3 separate regions of the Homo sapiens genome follow, and all the other regions are linked to region 3. A link is a contact called in ENCODE Hi-C or POLR2A ChIA-PET data. All regions are on one chromosome and are shown on one strand. Each heading gives the region's core, a stretch centred on a gene start or an enhancer-like site at or near the end of the contact. The rest is flanking DNA. Distances are from core to core; before and after follow the strand shown.

Region 1 (4,865 bases), core at 1,438-3,937, 73 kb before region 3:
CCCTAGCACAAATTTGCTTTGGGATTTTCTTTTCTGGAAAAAAAAAATAAAAGAAATAGTACATTGAAAACAAATGAATTCTCAACTCCTACGGTTCATGTAGAGTTTAGAGAAAATTTCCATCATTGTCATCATTGAACTGTGAACCTGGGAAGCCAGATCATGATTAACACTGACATCAAGTTTCAAGTTGCAGATCAATGCACCCAGTGTTCAGATGAGGCAAACTTCTCCGTGACAACTGTGCTGTGCTCTGTCACATTACATTTCCTGCAGACTCTAAGATCTACGGAGTAGAGAACAATGACCTCATTTTATTTTCTATGTTAGTTATTTATTTCAAAATTAACATTTTAGTTGATTTTTGTCTGATAAGTCTATGTTTTGCACTGCTAACTATGATGAGGGTTTAAAAAAATGCTTCTTCAGGGTCCTTTCACTGAGGACCTATGCAGTCTACTTAATGCTGTGAATTACATTTTTCAAATGTTTAATTTTTTAAAGAAAATTAATATTCTATTTTTGTTAGGCTTCTCTAGAAATGCAGCTTTTATTTATTACCCCATTTCTTTCAAGTCCTTGGAAAATAACATATTAAGGGTACAAGAAATTAACACATGATGGAAAAGTCATTGTGACGCCAATGAATTTCATTGAGTATAAACTCATCTACTTCAAATTTATTTTATAACACAACCTAAGATACTCAAGATAATTATTTAATGGTTAGCTCTTAAGTTGAATTGGTCTACATAATGCGTGGGAAGAAAACCAGATTTTTAGCCTTCTTGCCAAATCCAGACCTCTGGTTGATTTTTCTTTGACAGAAGATGCAAGTTATTTTCCAATTTCACAATTAAATGTATTTAACCTGAACATTATTTTGCTTTAAAAACTATAAACATTGTAGGAGAATTATAGCCAGTCTTCAGTTATAACCACTCCACCCTCCTCACTTTCTCTCTCTCTCTCTCTTTTTTTTTTTTTTTTTTTTTGCTATGGGATTTAATGGGAAAAATATGTAAAAACTGTCACTAGTCAGCTGGCTCTTTTTCCTATGAAATCTATCAGTACCTTTCTCCATCCGTTGTTCTCAATATGACCACAGAGCCTGAGTATACCAAGAAAACCAATATTCGCATTACAGGTTGCTCCTGTCCTTCCAGACACCTTTCCTGCCTGTGTGACTAACCTAATTTTGCTAGTTCCATAAATACACGATTAGTTTAGTAACAGCCATCACAATGTACCATGTACATTCATGGTGAGAGCTAAAGATCGACACAGACTTCTAGGAGCTTTGTTCATACTGATTACTTAATCCAATTGTATAGATTGAATATTTGAGTGGAAGGAATTTACACTCTGTTTAAATGATGGGATTCTATCGAGATAGCACTCATGATCATGACCTTTTTGGTAGTATTCTTAAACAAAATTCTACAGAGACTAAATGTTAGCGATGATCCTCCATTTTCAATTTTAACCAATTCTGTCCCCTTTCTCAAAACCCTGAGCCCTGTGCATGCTTTCTCAGTCTTGTGGTGGGACTGGATACAATGACTAACTTCCCCTCCTCCCCTCTTTAAACACCATTTTCCATGGAGTTCAAAAAAATTTTTTTTCTTAACGTTACATATCATAGTGAATGGTTTCCCCAGTGTATATGAATGTTTTAAGTGTCTCCAATAGCTTATGCAGTCTAGGAGCTTTCCAATACTCATTTAATTAAGATTTAATCATTTGCTAATGGAAATCTTACCACCTTTCATTTTCCCTCTGTTACCAAATTTCAGCTCTTAGGAGCTGCTCTACAATTCTGAATTTGCTTTTCTTGCCTCTCTTTAGTCACCTGTCACAGGAGGTTCCTGCTCAGTAATGATATTGTGAGTTAGGATAATAACTTTTTTTTTTTGTGCTTCAGATTTAGAAGAAAAGATCCTGTTTCCATTTGAAAGGAACTGTAAGCTTTTATCTTTTAACCAACTGAACAATACACCAAAAGCAGCCTAGGGATGAGCATTTCTTTGAAAGCAATTAGGTTATTCACCTGGTATTAAAACTATTTACTGTTAAAAAATCTGTGACTTCATGAAGTTGATTTTTAAAGGCAGCATCAAAAACTGAAAAGGAAGGGAAAAAATAGGCAGCTTCTCTGCACTTGTTTGGAGCTCCCCAAAACAGGAGCCATGGAGAAGTGGCATCAAGACCGGGCTGCCCTTTCGAGAACACCCTGTGGCAGTTCAGAGACACGCTTTTCCTACACTGCATGCAGCCCCTCTTTCCAGCACTGGAAAGAAGTGGTCTTGAGCCCAGCTGAGAAGCACTTCACACTCCTCTCTCTTGTTCTGAATGGTGTTTGTGTCAGTCTGCAGCTGTGTATGGTATTATGTCTTATAATCCTGCATCACTTCTATCCTATCCAGTCATATCTAATGTAGAAAATTAGTTTCCAGTGAAAGTAATATGTAGTGCTTTTATGATATTTGTGTGCAATATCCCCTCTTCCATTGAGGATATTTGATGTAAAGGAAAAAAAAAAACTCAGTTCCACAATAAAATACAAAAGTGGCAAAAGTTCATGTGTGTGCTGTGCTGTCTTTTGCTTTGTGTTCCTGAGTTGGGCTTTGCCACTCACGCAGAATGCTGGGCAGTCAGGGCATGACGGCAGGGGGTGACTACGTTCTTTTCAAGATGGGCTCCCTGGCTTTTGGCAAACTGCCGAAAGCATCTTGCTAATGCTTGCAACTGCTACCTCGTTAACTTTTATAGCCAAGCTCTAGAGGATGTGAGCGTGTAAGGACAGAAACTGGGAGGTGAAGGGAAGGAACAATTAAAATTATTGCTTAAAAAAAAGAAAAAAAAAAGGATAGCTGGGTGCAGTGCTACATGCCTGTGATCCCAGTACTTTGGGAGGCCAAGGTGGGAGAATCATTTGAGCCCGGAAGTTCAAGGCTGTAGTGAACCATGATTGTGCCACTGCACTCCAACCTGGGCAACAGAGAGAGACTCTGTCTCTAAAAAAAAAAAAAAAAAAAAAGAAAGAAAAGATAGACCAGACCAGAACCTGTCATATTCAGCAATTGTGCTCAGTACCTATCTTTTTCTTAGTTCCTTGCTCACTGTTACAGAATATCCTCTATCTAACATAATATGTTGTGGATTTGACTCACACCCAGGAACTAGCAGTTGTTGGGAAAAAGTGATTATATATGTAGCAAAGAATACCTAACAAGAGGAGGATTTCCTCCCTGTCATTCAAATGATTATTACACATTTACCCTGTACCTGGCAGTAGGTTATATTACAAGATATAACCTAACTGCTGCCCTAACTGATTGGGGGAAGACAGACCAGCAGAGGCAATGATACCACATCGTGATGGGGGCTCCTAAAATTCAAGAGCGAGCTTAGGTGACCATAGGAAAAGCACCGCAAATGATGTCTCGGCTGAGCTCTGGAGTGTGTGTGTGTGTGTGTGTGTGTGTGTGTGTGTGTGTGTGTGTGCATTGGTTGGACCAAAAGTAAATTCCAGGCAGAGACAAGAGCTCACACAGGGTCTCAGCAGAGAGCAGGATCAGCATATGTTAAGGAGCACAGACTGCTCACAATGGCAGCATGTAAATGGGGGAGGCCCTGGCACTTCAGTTTCCCACCATGTGGCCACAAAAAACATGCCCATAAGGTTCTTAATAGAGACCTCCAAGACTGGGCCCTGCCTGTCTGCAGAGATGGTCCTTTAGCCTCAAAAGACCCCAGCAGCCTGTCCTGAGTTATTATGATATCCCTCTGTGTGTCATATCCACTCCTTTTGATCTTAACATTTCCCCTCCAAACCATGGGGCTACATTGAATGGTCCTATCAGAAATCACTGCTTGCTAAGAGGGATTCTGAAATCCCTCCAGAAATTAAAGGGTTAAGCATGTGAGCACTCAGGGTGGGAAATCATCACTTACAGATTTTAATTTCATCTATCAGACTCAAATTAAATAGTAAATAAGTTGTTTTCTATTCCACTGCCAAATTGTTCAGTTCCAGGAAGCCTTCCTTCTGGCCTGAAGCCAGGGTGGCCAACTATCTTGGTTTGCTCAGGACTGCCCTGATTTCAGCACTGAAAGTCCTGTGTCCCAGAAAACCCCTCAGTCCCTGGGAACCAGTGAGGGCTAGTCACCCTACCTGAACCCTGCCCTGCTGTTTACATCCCCTTCTCCCCCCATCTAGGCACAATGGAGGGGGAAAAGTTGGCGGCAGCTTTCCTTCAGTTTCTTTTTTCCTATCTTCTGAGAAAATCAACAAAGGTCTGTTGAGGTCCTGTGATCATATTTTCTCTCTCTTCTTAATTGTACCGCTCATTCTGGATGATTTTCTATATCCCTACAATGCTTTTTTTAACACACTCCTGACTCATGAATTCTTGGTCCCTTGCATAATTCCAGAACTATTTCCTCTTTGATCTTGTATTGTATGCCTTGGAAATTCACCGGAGCCATATATGCAGTTTTGGTCACACCTAGTTCGTTTAATATGAGCAGTTCTTCTGGATACTTCTCCAGGGGTTACTGGCAATGTTTTCACAGATGGTGGAGCAGGGCTTCTGAGGTCTGCTTGATTCACAGGGAGATCTCGCCGTACACCAACAGACACAGCTCTATTTCATGGCTCAGATTGTCCCCACTAAAACCAGAAATGCATGCTGCTTTAATGCAGTCTCAGGAATTTAAATGCCATGTGTAAACTGATGATTTTTATAGTTATATCTGCAGCCTGTACATCATCCCTTACCTCCAAATTCATATATCCAGTGCCCATTAAAATCTCCATGTGGATATCCAATAGGAGTCTTTAAAATACCCTAAACCAAATG
Region 2 (4,258 bases), core at 984-3,483, 66 kb after region 3:
TGCAACAAATAGTTGCTATCTTTTTGTTGTGGGGATTAAAATAAATTATGCATATAAAATAGTTAGCATAGTGCCTGGCAGGTAGTCTGTTCAATGAATATTTGCTAATACTAATAGTATTTTTTTGACATGAGTTAAATTAAAAGGAATATTCATTTGTACTGAATCCTAGAACCTAGTGAATAGGAATTATGCATAACTCCAAACTTCTGAAAGAGTCATACTTAAAGATAATAATGCTTTTCAGTTCTGCCCATAGTAGTTATCCTCAAATGTCATCCCACACCAGTGCCCAGGTGACTTTTCAGAGAATGACTAGATGAGTATTTATGGTAAATTTTGGAGAACAAGGTCAGGCAAGAAGTGTGCAATAAGAATTCCTCATATTGGACCTCAACTTTACTTTTCAAAATGCTTTTACATGAGAGAAAGGTGAGCCCAAGGAACCAGAAAGATGGAGAGAGTGATAACAGAGAACTTGAAAAAATGAAATGGGTTTGTAATGGAAGAAACAAAATACTAGAAAAATATCGACAGAGACATTTTAGTTTCAAAGGGCATAAACTTGGAGGGCATGAACTCAACTATATACACCTGGTAATGGATTTGATATGAACTGATGAATGCCATAAGAAAGCAGGGAAGTATGAGGGCTCAGAAATGAGTTTATAAGGCATTAATGGTGAGGCAGAGGAAGCACCAGAAAAGAGAGGGAAGGACTTGCAGCTGTGTAGAAATCCAAGCGGCTGAGAGCCCTCCCTGTCTTAGCCTGCTGCAGGTAGCTCCTGTTCATCTTGGGGGCTGAAGCAGAAACTACAGGTCTGAGCAGGTGGGTCAGCCTGAAAAGCTCACACGCTAAAGCAGGTCTGGGAGGCCAAGGTTGGCAAAGGTCCAGAGTCCAGAAGGTCAGGTCATTTGAGCAAGTGATACCAGTAAGCTAAACAGACTGGGAAGCCTGGTCTTCCAGCAGGCATACTATGTCTCTGACTTATCTGCTTCCTACTGGATATGGACAGCTCTGGTATTCCAGTATATAATTGCTTCTGAGAGAGAGAATGGCCTTCAGATGTCCCATCTATCATGATGGGACAGAATAGAACTGCTGGGATTAGCAAGATACTCTTCCACTAAAGCTAAAGCTATCCAAGTCTCTGATAACATCAGGAAGGAAAGAAAGGAGAAAAGGGGGAGAAGTGTTTTACTTGGATCATTGATCACTTTTCCTAGAATTGAAGCAAGGTTGAGGGTTTCAGTAAGAATTGGTGATAAGAAATCAAACAGTGAGGTAAGCAGGTTTTAATTTATCTAAGGTGTCATGCTTGGTACTTTAGATTTGTTATACAACTCTATCAAAACAATTTTTCTCCACATTATAGATGTGGAAAATGAAGATTCAAGGGTAAGTAAATTACCTTAGTTCTCCCAACTAAATAAATAGCAGAGTCAGGGTTTTAACACCAACAACTCTGTCTGACTGCGAAGCCTAGGGTTTCCCCGCCACTCCAGACCTACAGAGATGAAAAAGGTGCGTCTCTTTTATCCAGGACTGGGATTAGTGGCTCCTCTTGAATAATAAAAAGAACACAAGACTGGATGTCAAAAACCATGATCCCACTAGTGCATGTAAGCCACCTCTGGATTTAGATTTCTCATCTCCTTCCATCGTGGCCTATCTCTCACAGTTACAAGAATCTGGTAATGGGCTGGGTGCGGTGGCTCATGCCTGTAATCTCAGCACTTTGGAAGGCTGAGGTGGGTGGATTATTTGAAGTCAGGAGTTCAAGACCAGCCTGGACAACATGGTGAAACCCCATCTCTACTGAAAATACAAAAATTAGCTGAACGTGGTGGTGTGTGCCTGTAATCCTGGCTTACTTGGGAGGCTAAGGCAGGAGGATTGCTTGAACCTGGGAGGCGGAGGCTGCTGTGAGTGGAGATCACACCATTGCACTCCAGCCTGGGCAACAGAGCGAGACTCTGCCTCCAACAACAACAAAAATAATCTAGTAATGATTTGATTTTTTTTTTTTCCCCCAAATGAGAAGGTGCTTTGGTGGAGCTAAACATGAGCCTGCTGAGCATGAGGCTGTCCATTCCCAATAAGAGGAGCAATGCAGGGCATGATGAAAAAAGTGTGTGCTTGCCCACCAGGCAGCAGGAACAGCTCCTTTCCTCTGAGGGCTAGAAAGGAAAGTCAGCCTATGGATGCAGTGGAATGGGCGTGTTTCAGGCAAGGACTCCATAAGTAACTTTGAAGTGATACTGAGTATGAATCATCCTCTCTGAACTGCGTCACAGAATTACCCACTGTCGGGAAACTTAAAGATAGTTTCAGTGTTTAAAAATTCTCAGGAAATTCTTTCAAATGTTCAACCCAAATTTCTCATGTTGCAATATAAGCCTATGTCATCTTCCTCGGGGATGATGAAAAAGATATGGTTGCCATTCTCAAGTTTAGTAATCTTTTAGATTCTAGGTCTCTGTTAGTAGAGCACATTTTAAAAAATGACTGCATGGACCTTAGCTTCTCCAAGGCTGACTCATCTACTTGAAATCCTTAAAGGCAGCTTATTAATTATTGAGAGATGGAAACTGACAGATAGGCTGAGTAGTGTCTGTTTAGTCAGTATTCACAGAAATCAATGAAACTTTTTTCTGATATACTTTAAAAATTAATGCTTTATGCTAAAATCTTTTGCTACTGTCAACTGAAATTTGAACTTAACAAATTTTCTCCCTGACTTGATTGTTTTATTAAATTGCTCCTGTTGCCAGTGTGACCCAGAGGGCCCAGTTTCCTATTTTCCCAGCTAATACGTGATACATACTGCAATGATTTAACAGATCTCATCAAAACACATGTATGTTGACTCTGCCTTTTCAGTCTGAATTTAAACTTCTCAATCTCAAACATAGACCCTCTTTAGCAATGCTGCTTCACATCAAAGAATTAATTTCCACTTCCAAATATGTCTGAAAATAGCAGAGACCAGTGCAGGGTAACTTTCCACTGATCGTATTTGAATTCTAATCATTTATGTATAAAACTGGCATGTCTCCAATTGGAGATCCATTTTGGAATTGAATTTACCTTGCAAGGGAATTGACAAGTGGTTTTGCTGCTTTTATCATTCATTTGTTAATACAGGTGAATGTGTTAATGCCCCTTTCTCCTACCCACTTAGGTCACCCTAAAGTTCTAGCATATGCTGGGAAGTCTAGGATGCACAGGGAGGAAAGGAGACAGGACTCATTTCTCACAAATTCCTTCGTGGCAGCATCTTACTCATATGTGTGAGTTAAGAATTGCATTTGTTTGGGAGCAATGTAGACTCCAAAAATAAAAATAAAACCTGTACAAATTAGAGCATTTATTTTTCTTCCATGTAGAAAACGAGTCTGGTCAGTCCACGCCTTGTGTGGCATTCCATGATGTCATCAGGAACCCAGCCTCTTTCTATGTTTCTACTCTACCATCTTTAACACGTGACTTCCATTCATTATATCCCTGGTCCAGCAAGAAGTAGGAAAAATGGGAGTGGACAAAGAAGTTCATCCCTTTTAAAGACGCTTTCTCAAATGTCTCATCTAACAACTTGTACTGATGGTGTTATTGGCCAGAACTTAATCCCATGACCATACCTAATTGCAAAGAATACTGAGAAATGGTCTTTGAGTTTCGTACATACATGAAAGTGTCTATTAAGGTTAGGGAGTTCTGTTATCGAAAAAGGAGGAGAGAATGGATATTGGTTAGAAAACTGGCAGCCTCTACCACACTATGATATCCTACTTCAAATATAGCAAACCTAAAACAAAAATAAAAGAAACAAGAAATGTAAATTTCTGCATCCTCAGGGCTTCTGTTCCCTTTTTTGTTCAAAGGTATCTAGTAACGTATTTCCTGATGCCTCAGAAAATCAAAGAGGCAGGAAGCATGTGTTCTTTAAATAGTTTTTCTTACCAAAATTTCCCCTGTTCCTTACCAACTGAGTTTCCCTAGTCTTTTGTTGGAAATCTGTAAGATTAAGGCAATGTGCTGTACCCTACTTTCATTTTCTTTAGCTGAACCCTGAGACTGGTTTGAGATAAGCCCCTAGCTTTAAACTTTCTCTTTGCCTTTTATCGGTGACTGCCTTATGTGCATTGCCCTTCATCAGTGTATTTTAAGGTAATGAGCCTTATTTTTGAAATCCCTGCTGATTCAGAAATAGTTGCTGGAGGGAGGAAGAGAAGTTGGGAAAACTTAGGAATAAAT
Region 3 (4,880 bases), core at 251-2,750:
AACATCTTATCAGAGATCAGTTATGGTGCAGTTTTTTCCTAACTGGGAATCATTTTCTTGAGGCTTCTTCTCCCTTCTTCACAGATAGTAAGCAGATCTGTTGCCCCCTTCTGGTTTGTGGCTGTAAGCTTAGCAATACGGGTACACGTATGACAGATTTGATTTGCTGTCTTTTAGGGTCAGGAAGCTTCCCCCAAAATGTGATATCCTTTCTAAATGTGTGTTGAACTACTAGTGTTCCTAAGCATCTACTTCTCCACATTCCTGAGCCTTGATGGCCCTTACACCTTGATGCCCTTGGGGCAGGGGTGGTGCGGATGGTTAGGGAAACCTAAACCAGAAATCAAATACATTTTCCCATAAGAGAGAAGTATGGGAAATAAATACTCCTTGCTTCTCCCGATGTTACAATCTAGTATAGTCAACATTAAAGCTAAATTTTATTGAGCACTGACCTTCTTTGTCCCAAGACTGTTCTAAGGGCATTATAACGTTATCAATTTCTTGGAGTCTCATAAATACCCTAAAGCACAGGCACTATTTTAACACTCATTTTATGAGGGAGGAAATGGATGGCACATTCGACATTCAAATCCAGGCACTCTGGCTCAAGTCCATACTCTTGTCTACTATACTATACTGTGTCTCAGGTAAAGAGAAAGAAAGAAATATTTTTGACAGAAGACAAAACAAAATAAGTAAGCACCCCTGAATAGGTAAAACAAAATTTTATAGATGGGTCAGAGAGATCACATTCAACCGTGAAAATCAGGGTAAGTTTATGAGTGTAGCAGAATTTGGGACAGGCCTTAAAACACAGGCTGTATTCTGTTAGAAAGAGACAGTGGGGAGGGAAGAGCATAGGCAAGATATGAAAGTAGAAGGCACATTCAGAGAACAGTAGTCCATTCCAACTGGAGTCTGAAAGCACTGTGTAAGTGTGTAAGTCTGTTATTACCTGCTATTATTCAGCAAATGGAGGACTATACTAATCTATACGTATGAGATGCACAAAGTTCTCACTTGAACACATAATTTCAGTGTTTGACTTATCAAAACTCTGCCAAGATTTTTACCAATGAAGACTAATGATTGAGTTTCACCTCTTGGTAGTGTCCATCACTGAACTATGTAACAGCCAGTGCATAATGAATACACTGTTCATGTGCTGTAATGATCTGGTGTTGGAAGACCTAGTTTTAAGTCCCAGCTTTGCCTATTACTAGGTATAAAATGGTGATACTATTTGTCTTAAAATCAGCATTGCTATTAAAAAAACAGAATAGACCTCAAAATGTAAAATCTGCCTGTTCAAAACAAACATACCTGGAAATCTATCATGAAAATGAAAGCAGCCTAGACCACTAAACAGAATTCACATCAAATACTTCTAGCTCCTCAGATGTCCTCTTGCCTAGACACACAGCATCTGGAAATACTCAGGAATTTATTTGCCTTTGGCCTCAAAAACCATGATGCAATCAACTGAAACTTCTGTTCCCATAAATCTCTCCTTGAAGCTTCTGTTTATCTACTCAGCTCTCCCTTAAATATTATACCAGTTTCTGAAACGATCTCTTAATTATTTTCAAATCAAACTGCGTTACACTTAAAACCCTACTGAAGTAGGGTTTATATAATAAATATAAAACTATATTTTAGTTATGCCTTTCTCATTGCCCTGTAGCTATAATTCCTGGTACCTTAATTTGACTTTACAATTATAAAAATAGGCAGGAGAAATATTTTTCAATAAAAGGGGTTTATACTGTAGAAAAAAAAGAACTTGGATACATATTCTTATGTGAAATTTTAGGAGTTTAAGGTTTAATTTACAAATGGTTCTGTAGCTATTAGAACAGATTTACTTTAGCCTTCTCCTTTTAAATCTCATGTATATACAAGGCATCAAAAACATGTGGTTTGTGGGCCTTGCAGGAAAAAGGCAAGTACATATGTATAAAAATTAGTTACCTAGAGGATAAATAAGAGTGGATACCCAACTTCTCATACCACAAAATTTACTAAATATATTCACAAACAAGATAGTAAATGAAGTCTGTCACCTAAATCCAGAAGAGAATAAGAGATCTTCTACCCTTTCTGTTGTTTACTTTTACATCTATTAGTTTTTCTCTTGATATTCATAGTTAAGGCGGCTGGAACTTCAATTTTAAAGTGAATAAAATTCTGCGTGAGAAACTAAACAAAAAGCCAGAGCTACATGCTTTCAAAGTCTGAGGCATCTGGTGATAAAATCTTATCAGTGACATTAAGAAACATTATGTTTTAGCTATGGGAAGTGCCTTGGGAGGCATCCAAGATGATCTGCTCATCTAGAAAGCTGATGTCCAGAGAGTTCACTAACTAGTTCAAAGCTACAGATCAAAGTGGGGACTAAACTGGTCCTAAGACCCCAGTCACCTCTTTCTTCCCATCCTGACTCCTTCAGGGTCTTTTTAGTACCTCCCCCACAAGATAATACATTTTCATTGTTGAATTTCTTTTTATGTTAATTTTTTTCTAGGTTTAATTAATTCTATGTCACACTGTTAGGAGGTTTCAAAATGTTCATTGAGTCTGTATCTTTTGGTATATTACTGAAACTGCTTAGGAAAAAAAACTGACACAAAGAGATACACTGGGCTAGCTGATGAGCTTCTGAACTTGAAGTCAGGCCTCATCCACAGCTGGAGCTTGGACTTGTCACATGGCTCCAAGGGACTCACTTAGTCTATCCAGGTTGCAATTTCAGATTCCGGAAGTTGGCAGGACTTCAGAGGTCATCTGGTCTAAAATTTTCCAACTAGTGCCAATACACCAGGAAGACCCAATGGGTATGTTTTGGCAATTGTTCTTTCTCCAAAGGTCTGTGGCCAGTTCCTGTCAAACAGTCCAAGTATGGTCAAGTAGGCAAGATATGATCCAGCAAGCTTAGAAAGAAATGTGTACGTACAAAAAAAAAAGGCAAAAGAAAAACTCACCCTCTTGCTGCCTTCTAAATCTGCTTCCAATTCAATACTTCTATCATGTACAAGCCACTTTCCCACTGAGGTTCAATTTTCAGTTCATTTTTGACTCTCCTTGTTTTCTGTCTCTACATTCAACCTGCCATTAATCCTGCTGATCCAATTTTTTCCCTCCTATGTACATTTCTCTCTTTATTTCCACTGTCTACTACCACAGGACAGGTCTTTTTTCTCTATATGCATAGACAATTTCCTTATAACATTTACCAATTTTAATAAAAAATTTACCCTGTTATAAATCTTTCTGAAATACTTTTATTATGATATATACTTCTTAAGAATCTGCAGATGACTATCTTGAGGATCTTTTAAAAAATATTTTTTCAGGCTAGGTGTGGTGGCTCATGCCTATAATCCCAGCACTTTGGGAGGCCGAGGCAGGTGGATTGCTTGAGTCCAGGAGTTCAAGACCAGCCTGGGCAACATTGTGAGACCCCATCTCTAAAAAAAAAAAAAAAAACACCACCAAAAAGGCCAGGCATGGTGGCATACGCCTAAAGTCCTAGCTACCTGGGAGGCTGAGGTAGGACAATTGCCTGAGCCTGGGAAGTTGAGGGTACAGTGAGCTAAGATCCTGCCACTGCATGCCAGCCTGGGCAACAGAGTGAGACCCTGTCTTTAAATTAAAAAAAAAAAAAAAATTTGGTTAATTTCCTTCTGTGTGTGTGTGTGAGAGAGAGAGATGGAAAAAGAGAAGGGGGGAGGGAAGGGAAGGGAAGAAATGAAAAATATGTATTTTTTGAATAAGTAATATACACCCATGATATAAAATTCAAAAGTTACAAGAGACAATTCAATGAGAAGTCATCCAGGTTTCTTCCCTAAAAGAAACCAATGTTACCAGTTTTTGTGTGTATCATTCCAGAGATATTTTATGTACACACATACATATATACACATAAGCATCAAAGCACATGTATACATATTACACATAAACCACAGTGGCTACATCACACACTAAGTCCTACTCTTGTTTTTTTCACTTAATACATTTCACAATTTATTCAATAGGAAATACAAATAAAGCTTCCTCATTCTTTTCAATCACTGCACAGTATTCCACTGTACAGCTGTAGAATAATTAAACAGGCTTCTATTGATGGACGTAATCTTTTACTTTTTGCAATGGACATTTTTGGCATGAATATGAGTGTATCAGGAGGTTAAATTCCTAGAGGTGGAATTATTGGGCCAGAGGGTATTGTACTTATAATTTTGACAGATGCTGCCAAAGTTCTATCTATACAAGTTGTACCGATTTATATATCCACTAGCAATGTATGATAATGACAGATTTTGAACCCTCCCTTCTCTCCTGCCAACATTCTATTCCCTCTCTAATCTGCCTTCCTTATTTCTCATTATTCCCCAACAAACCCTGATCTCTCTGGTTAAGGCAGTTTCCATAAAGCTAGTTCTCACTTCCTCCTTCTAACTCCAGCTGTACGATTTGTTCCATCTTGAACACTTGCTCCTGTTTCCTCTACTCATCTAACCTTCAAGGCTATCTTAAGTTCTACCTCTTTTATAAATGTTTGCTGATAACAACATCAATCCTTCTTCTAGCCTGCTCAAAACATGTTTTCTCTAAAACTTACATTTTGTTACATAAATTCAGTAAATTTATCTACTTATCATATCCTGGATTTGTGTTGATTTTGAATTGTTTCACGTATCTAATGATCTTCAACCATCTAATAATCTTTTTTTGGGAGGGGGACAGGGTCTTGCTCTAGTACTCAGGCTGGAGTGCAGTGGCTCGATCATAGCTCATTGTAGCCTTGAACTTCTGGAATCAGCCTCCTAAGTAGTTAGGACAACAAGGCCCAGCCTTAGCTTCCTGAGTTGCTA

The links. A loop is a pair of places that touch in the nucleus more often than their neighbours do. ChIA-PET counts read pairs that join two places held with the same protein, here RNA polymerase II (POLR2A). Pooled maps may share reads with other maps.
Region 1: a map of left cardiac atrium shows a loop between it and region 3 (2.3-fold over the local background). The contact joins two enhancer-like sites. A Hi-C loop is called at or near these places in 1 of 168 maps with a recorded cell type or tissue (left cardiac atrium), 4 of 37 single-sample maps with no recorded cell type and 4 of 50 pooled maps. POLR2A ChIA-PET finds 5 or more read pairs at or near these places in 6 of 52 experiments (AG04449, BJ, GM12878 and 3 more).
Region 2: a loop to region 3 is called in a pooled map, with 2.1 times the contacts of the local background. The contact joins two enhancer-like sites. A Hi-C loop is called at or near these places in 1 of 168 maps with a recorded cell type or tissue (CD8-positive, alpha-beta T cell) and 1 of 50 pooled maps. POLR2A ChIA-PET finds 5 or more read pairs at or near these places in 3 of 52 experiments (A673, AG04449 and WTC11).

Annotation. Positions count from the first base shown.
Region 1 is chr5:72,206,989-72,211,853 of GRCh38, forward strand. MAP1B (microtubule associated protein 1B) reads left to right here. Exons shown (of 7, transcript NM_005909.5): 7 at 1-2,577. Among named protein-coding and RNA genes, the nearest start is that of MIR4803, 40 kb to the left of the region's middle. Within about 2 kb of position 2,688, at least 2 of the 41 ENCODE cell types and tissues checked have a DNase peak (open chromatin) inside an H3K27ac peak, as active enhancers do.
Region 2 is chr5:72,345,703-72,349,960 of GRCh38, forward strand. All of the region lies in intron 8 of PTCD2 (pentatricopeptide repeat domain 2), which reads left to right. Among named protein-coding and RNA genes, the nearest start is that of PTCD2, 27 kb to the left of the region's middle. Within about 2 kb of position 2,234, at least 4 of the 41 ENCODE cell types and tissues checked have a DNase peak (open chromatin) inside an H3K27ac peak, as active enhancers do.
Region 3 is chr5:72,280,776-72,285,655 of GRCh38, forward strand. All of the region lies in intron 4 of MRPS27 (mitochondrial ribosomal protein S27), which reads right to left. LOC107986422 (a long non-coding RNA gene) reads right to left here. Exons shown (of 2, transcript XR_001742742.2): 2 at 75-2,883. Among named protein-coding and RNA genes, the nearest start is that of MRPS27, 37 kb to the right of the region's middle. Within about 2 kb of position 1,501, at least 7 of the 41 ENCODE cell types and tissues checked have a DNase peak (open chromatin) inside an H3K27ac peak, as active enhancers do.